2 separate regions of the Homo sapiens genome follow, and region 2 is linked to region 1. A link is a contact called in ENCODE Hi-C or POLR2A ChIA-PET data. All regions are on one chromosome and are shown on one strand. Each heading gives the region's core, a stretch centred on a gene start or an enhancer-like site at or near the end of the contact. The rest is flanking DNA. Distances are from core to core; before and after follow the strand shown.

The links. Hi-C counts contacts between places; a loop is a spot of excess contacts on that map. ChIA-PET counts read pairs that join two places held with the same protein, here RNA polymerase II (POLR2A). Pooled maps may share reads with other maps.
Region 2: a loop to region 1 is called in a pooled map, with 7 times the contacts of the local background. The contact joins two enhancer-like sites. A Hi-C loop is called at or near these places in 3 of 168 maps with a recorded cell type or tissue (CD4-positive, alpha-beta T cell, heart left ventricle and natural killer cell), 1 of 37 single-sample maps with no recorded cell type and 6 of 50 pooled maps. POLR2A ChIA-PET finds 5 or more read pairs at or near these places in 5 of 52 experiments (A549, CD4-positive, alpha-beta T cell, PC-3 and 2 more).

Annotation. Positions count from the first base shown.
Region 1 is chr15:22,219,930-22,222,920 of GRCh38, reverse strand. No RefSeq gene overlaps it. Among named protein-coding and RNA genes, the nearest start is that of MIR1268A, 3.9 kb to the left of the region's middle. RefSeq lists a silencer at 1,443-1,612. Within about 2 kb of position 1,545, at least 4 of the 41 ENCODE cell types and tissues checked have a DNase peak (open chromatin) inside an H3K27ac peak, as active enhancers do; they include CD4-positive, alpha-beta T cell and natural killer cell, where a contact is called at or near this core.
Region 2 is chr15:22,261,237-22,264,227 of GRCh38, reverse strand. It overlaps the pseudogene REREP3. Among named protein-coding and RNA genes, the nearest start is that of MIR1268A, 37 kb to the right of the region's middle. Within about 2 kb of position 1,552, at least 6 of the 41 ENCODE cell types and tissues checked have a DNase peak (open chromatin) inside an H3K27ac peak, as active enhancers do; they include CD4-positive, alpha-beta T cell and natural killer cell, where a contact is called at or near this core.

The sequences.
Region 1 (2,991 bases), core at 296-2,795:
TAGAGACAGGGTTTCTCCGTGTTGGTCAGGCTGGTCTCAAACTCTCGACCTCAGGTGATCCACCCGCTTCGTCCTCCCAAAGTGCTGGGCTTACAGGCGTGAGCCCCTGCGCCCAGCCCTGCCTTCCTTTCTTCCAGTTTCCTGACGTGGCCACGTGTACCCCAGCAGTGCCCTCCCAGTGGTTTTGGGAGGTGAGGGAGGGGAGCGGTGGGGATTAACGTTCTTGCTAATGAGGTGGTGAGTGTCTTACTGTCTTCTCTGTTATTGATACTATGTCCTGACAGAGGAAAAGAGGGAAAAAGAACTGATTATGGTAGGATAATGTCACTTCTCTTGTTCCCAGACCAAACCGAATCTCAGCCTGCTTATTCTCACGGCCCAATAATGAGATGTGGATGAACTGGGAGAGAAGATAGGTTTTATTTCTGTAACCAGGTGCAGGGAGAAGGTCTGGAAATTATCACCAGACCGACTCAAAATTACAAAGTTTTCCAGAGCTTATATACCTTTTATATGCCTATGTGTAAGTGTGCATTCATCTAAAGACATAAGCGGGGCCGGGCGTGGTGGCACACACCCATAATCCCAGCACTTTGGGAGGCCGAGGCAGGTGGATCACCTGAGGTCAGGAGTTCCAGACCATCCTGGCTAACACGGTGAAACCCTGTCACTACTAAAAATACAAAAAATTAGCCAGGTGTGGTCGTGGGCACCTGTAGTCCCAGCTACTCAGGAGGCTGAGGCAGGAGAATTGCTTGAACCCAGGAGATGGAGGTTGCAGTGAGCTGAGATGGTGCCACTGTACTCCAGCCTGGGCAACAGAGTGAGATTCGGCCTCAGAAAAAAGAAAAAAGGCATTAACTTCTTCTAATCTATAACAAAGGTCTGAGTCCTGAAGACCTTTCTCTGGAGCCTCAGTAAATTGACTTAATGTAGGTGGGTCCAGGTGCTGTGGTGATTACCCGAGATAAGGGGAGTTTTTCAGATCCCCAGTAAAACTACGTAAACCCAAACAGGTCCTGTTAGGAATTCCTTCGTTGTCATATTTTCAAGGCCCAGGAAAGGCCTGGGCAAAACTCTTGGTGGGTCTTTGTTACATTCCAGCCTTCGTATAAGGACACTGGCTCTTTCAGGTTTGTTTTTTAATTTTTTTTGAGACAGAGTCTCACTCTGTCACCCAGGCTGGAGTGCAGTGGCGCAATCTCGGCTCAGTGCAACCTCCGCCTCCCGGGTTCACGCCATTCTCCTGCCTCAGCCTCGCGAGTAGCTGGGACTACAGGTGCCCACCACCACGCCTGGCTAATTTTTTGTATTTTTAGTAGTAGAGACAGGGTTTCACCATGTTAGCCAGGATGGTCTCGATCTCCTGACCTCGTGATCCCCCGCCTCGCCTCCCAGAGTGCTGGGATGACAGGCATGAGCCACCGTGCCCGGCCTCTTTCAGGTTTTTATATGTAACTTCGCCACTCAGTTGGTACTGAAGCTGTTATGGAGGCCTGCCTGGGTGAGATGTGGCCGCCACACTGTGGCTGGTATTCGAAATACACAGGAGGCCGCAGCCAGCTTAGCAGAAACACCCTGTGGCTTTCAGAACTTGGTTTTGAGAGTTTCCTGTTTTCTTGACTTTCAAATACCAGTGACTTTTAAGATGCATCAGTGATGTAATAACTGTTGGGGAAAAAAAGAAAAACTATTAAAGATTCCTGTGGATGGTGAGATGACCTTGGTTTCAGAAACACCGAAACATAGAGAATTGTGCATTTTAGAATCCAATAAATCTACGCTGGGCACGGTGGCTCATGCCTGTCATCCCAGCACTTTGGGAGGCCAAGGCAGGCGGATCACCTGAGGTCAGGAATTCGAGACCAGCCTGGCCAACATAGTGAGAACCTATATCTACTAAAAATACAAAAAATTAGCCAGGCGTGGTGGCCCATGGCTGTAATCCCAGCTGTTCTGGAGGCTGAGGTGGGAGAATTGCTTGAACCCAGGAGGCAGAGGTTGCAGTGAGCTGAGACGATGCCGTTGTATTCCAGCCTGGGTGACAGAGCGAGACTCCGTCTCAAAAAAAAAAAAAAAAAATCTGATTATTTACCTGTGTACCTTCACAAGTGTTTAAAAAAAAAAAAAAAAGGCCGGGCATAGTGGCTCAAGTCTGTAATCCCAGCACTTTGGGAGGCCGAGGCAGGCGGACCACAAGGTCAGGAGATCGAGACCATCCTGGCTAATACGGTGAAACCCCGTCTCTACTAAAAATACAAAAAAATTAGCCTGGCGTAGTGGCGGGCATCTGTAGTCCCAGCTACTCGGGAGGCTGAGGCAGGAGAGTGTTGTGAACCCAGGAGGTGGAGCTTGCAGTGAGCTGAGATTGCGCCACTGCACTCCAGCCTGGGAGACAGTGAGACTCCATCTCAAAAAAAAAAAAAAAAAAAAAGATTACGTTGATATTTTGCCTACTATAATCTTAGAAATTTGCAATTTCCTGTCATTGAGTTTTGTAACTTTCTACCCTCTGCTGACAAAAAAAATTTAAAATGTCTCATGGCAGCCTGTGTTCTTAAAATTCGAACTGTTTATCCATAGCCCTTGAGAGAACGGTTTAATGTGAGTTGGTTGGGAGTGACCGTTGTTTGTTTTTTTGAGACAGAGTCTCACTCGCTCACCCAGGCTGGAGTGTAGTGGCGTGATCTCAGCTCACTGCAAACTCTGCATCCCAGGTTCAAGTCATCCTTCCACCCCAGCCTTCCAGCTAGCTCGGATTACAAACATGCACCACCACACCTGGCTAACTTTTGTATTTTTGGTAGAGACAGGGTTTTACCACGTTGGCCAGGCTGGTCTCAAAATCCTGAGTTCAAGGCCTGCATCAGCCTCCCAAAGTGCTGGGATGACAGGCGTGAGGCATGACGTCAGGCCAAGGGGGTGGCTGTTTTATAACAGGTTTGAAAATTTGTTTTTCTTTTTTTCTTTTTTTTTTTTTTTTTGAGACAG
Region 2 (2,991 bases), core at 303-2,802, 41 kb before region 1:
CAAGAAAGCAATCAGAACTGCATCCCAGCACGGTCACGCACTGCATAAGGATGCTTCCACCACTGACAGACCACACGGACCAGGGATCCTCTAAGATTCTAATAATGCATTTTTACTGTACCTATTCTGTGTTCAGATACACAAATACCACTGGGTTACAACTGCCTACAGTATTCAGTACAGTAACACACTGCACAGGTTTATAGCCGAGGAGCAACAGGCTCTACAATGTGGCCCAGGGGTGTAGCGGGTTCTGCCACCCATGTTTGTGCAAGTACACACTGTGGTGCTGACACAACAAGATCAGCTGAGGACGCTTTTCTCAGAACGTATCTGTGTCCTTAAGCAGCACATGACTCAATTCCCGTATCATGTACTGTACTGTACTATGAAACAGCACAGTGTTTTAGACCTGTAACAGCTGGCCAAAAAATAAAAATAAAAATAAAGATCCACTATGAGTTAGAATATTATTTCCTGTATCTCCTGTAATGCAATAAAAAAAAAAGCAACGTATACAAAGACAGCCAGAAGACTTAGTTCACAGACAAGTTCATAGACCAGGCGGTTCCCAGCTGCCCAGGAGAACGAGTGTTAAAGATGGAGACAAAACAGTGCTTTTAGGTCACAGCTATTCCTTTAACCATCAGTGACAACAGCTGCTCCAGAGAGAGTCTGTTCTTATGGAATGCTAGATGACTCTTGGCTGCAATCGGCCCAGAGTTTAGGGCTAAGGGAGAAACCACTTTGCCTGATAACCAGACGATGAACTATCCCATGTTTCACCTCTGAACTGCAATGATTTTCAACAGCTTACAAAAAGCAACAAAGCAAAAGCTGTTGCTGATCTTTAGACAGACATTTTCAGCAGGTTTATTCACAGCATTTGTGTCTATCTGAAGTTTCTACAGTGCTTACCCTCAGGTACTCACAATGCAAGCCACAGAGAGTTCCAGAACTGTTCCACAGAACATATCCCTAAAGGAAGACCACCACCCCCACCACACCCCTGCACCAAAAACTTTAAAAACATCATTTTTTTAGTACCCCCTTAAAAAAATCAGCCCCATGAAGCAGTTCATTATCCATACCCTGAGGATGCTGAAACACAAACAGCAGGGCCCTCACAGCTGAAGCTCAGGCCCCTGCCCACCAGGCCCTGCTCCCCCATACCTGTCGCTGACCAAATGCACCAGCCCAGAGGCTCTGTACTGACAGCACAGAGTTCCCTGCCACCTCCACCTGCAGCTCCCCAGGCTGGCTGAGGCCACACCTACACAGCTCTGCACACCGCACCTAGCAATCTACCAGGTGGAACAGGAGCCCTCAGGACAGCCCTGCACCGACACGTACGCCAGCGGTCCACAGAGGATGCTCTAAGTGTTAGGCACAGTGCACGGGGATGAAGATAAAGAGCCTATTAACCATGAAGACAAAAGTCTACAAGCAAGCATGTGAAGCAACCCCAAGGTCCACCCGCTGAAGAACGCGTGAGCACAGCTTGGCCTCTTCACACGGGAACGCCACTCGGTTGCGAAAGAGGAGGAAGTGCTGACACACCCACAGCATGGAGGGGCCCTGACATCACCAGAGTGAAGGAAGCCAGTCACAAAGGGCCACACGGTGTGTGGTCCCCTTACATGCTACGTCCAAAAAAGACACCCATAGAGACAAAAAGGGGTGGTCAAGCGTTGGGGGGAGGGGGAATGGGGAGCGACTGCTAATAGGCACTGGGTTTCTTTTTCGGGTGATGGAAACATTCAGTGGCAGTGGTCGTGCTTGCACAGCTATGTGACTATACTAAAAACCACTGACTTCACTTTAAAAGGGTGAAGTATATATAGTATATGAATTCTCTTTCAATAAAGCTGTTATTTTTAAAATAAGAATAAGCATGTGCACATACCATAGCATATTTATTATCACTGACAAAAAGAAAAAACTGCAAAGGATTTAACTATTTCCAAAACTATGGTCTTTTATTTACGTAAAATAGGCATTGGAAAGTCTAAGCCAACTATCCCCCACAGTTGGCACCCTGGAACAGGCGACTGCAGGAGCAGCAAGCAGCAGCATTACCCGCCACTAGGCAGAGTACAACTAATTCAGCCTATCATCAGTGTGGCTACTGGAAGTATTTTTCTTTCTGAAAGTAAAACACAGGTATGTCTACTTTATACTCCCCCTACTTTTACACCTCTAGAAGTCCTCAGAATAATAAGAATTTTTAAATAAAAACACAGGGTTTGGATAAGGAATTGCAAATAATGACTATTTCGGAAAATACAGTTAAAATAAATTTAAAAAAAATTTTTTGAGACAGGGTCTCATTCTGTTACCCAGGCTGGAGTACAGTGGCATGATCATACCTCACCTACAGCTTCTACCTCCTGGGATCAGGTAATCATCCCACCTCAGCCTCCCCAGTAGCAGGGACTACAAATGTGTGCCACCACTCCTGGCTAATTTTTGTATTTTTTGTAGAGACAGGGTTTTGCTGTGTTGCCCAGGCTGGTGTTGAACTCCTGGGCTCAAGCGATCTGCCCATCTTGGCCTCCCAAACTTCTGGGACTACAGGCGTAAGCCACCTTGCCAGGCCAAGAAATAAAAATTCAAATTGGATAAAGAATTTAAAAAGCAATTAACATTTGTATCTCTAAAAGAAAAACACAAAATCTCTAAGCTCAAAGAGTTCAAAACAAAATACAACAGGCTTACAAAAGAATGCAGACAGCTTTAATGGGGCTGCTTTTTCAGGAATATTTAGAAACTAAGAAAGCAAAATACTTAAATGCTAGATTTCATCTGAGTTGCCTGCTCCAAGCAATAAAGGGTTCATCAACGTCAGCCTTAGCTTTGAAGCAGCACAGAAACGAAAGTTAAATGAATGGGGCTGAAATTAGCTTAGCAGTGACACTAGGGATGTAGGGAAAACTAGAATCCACGGTTGTTTTGAAATACGGAAATGACAGCCCAAGGTTACTCCTTATA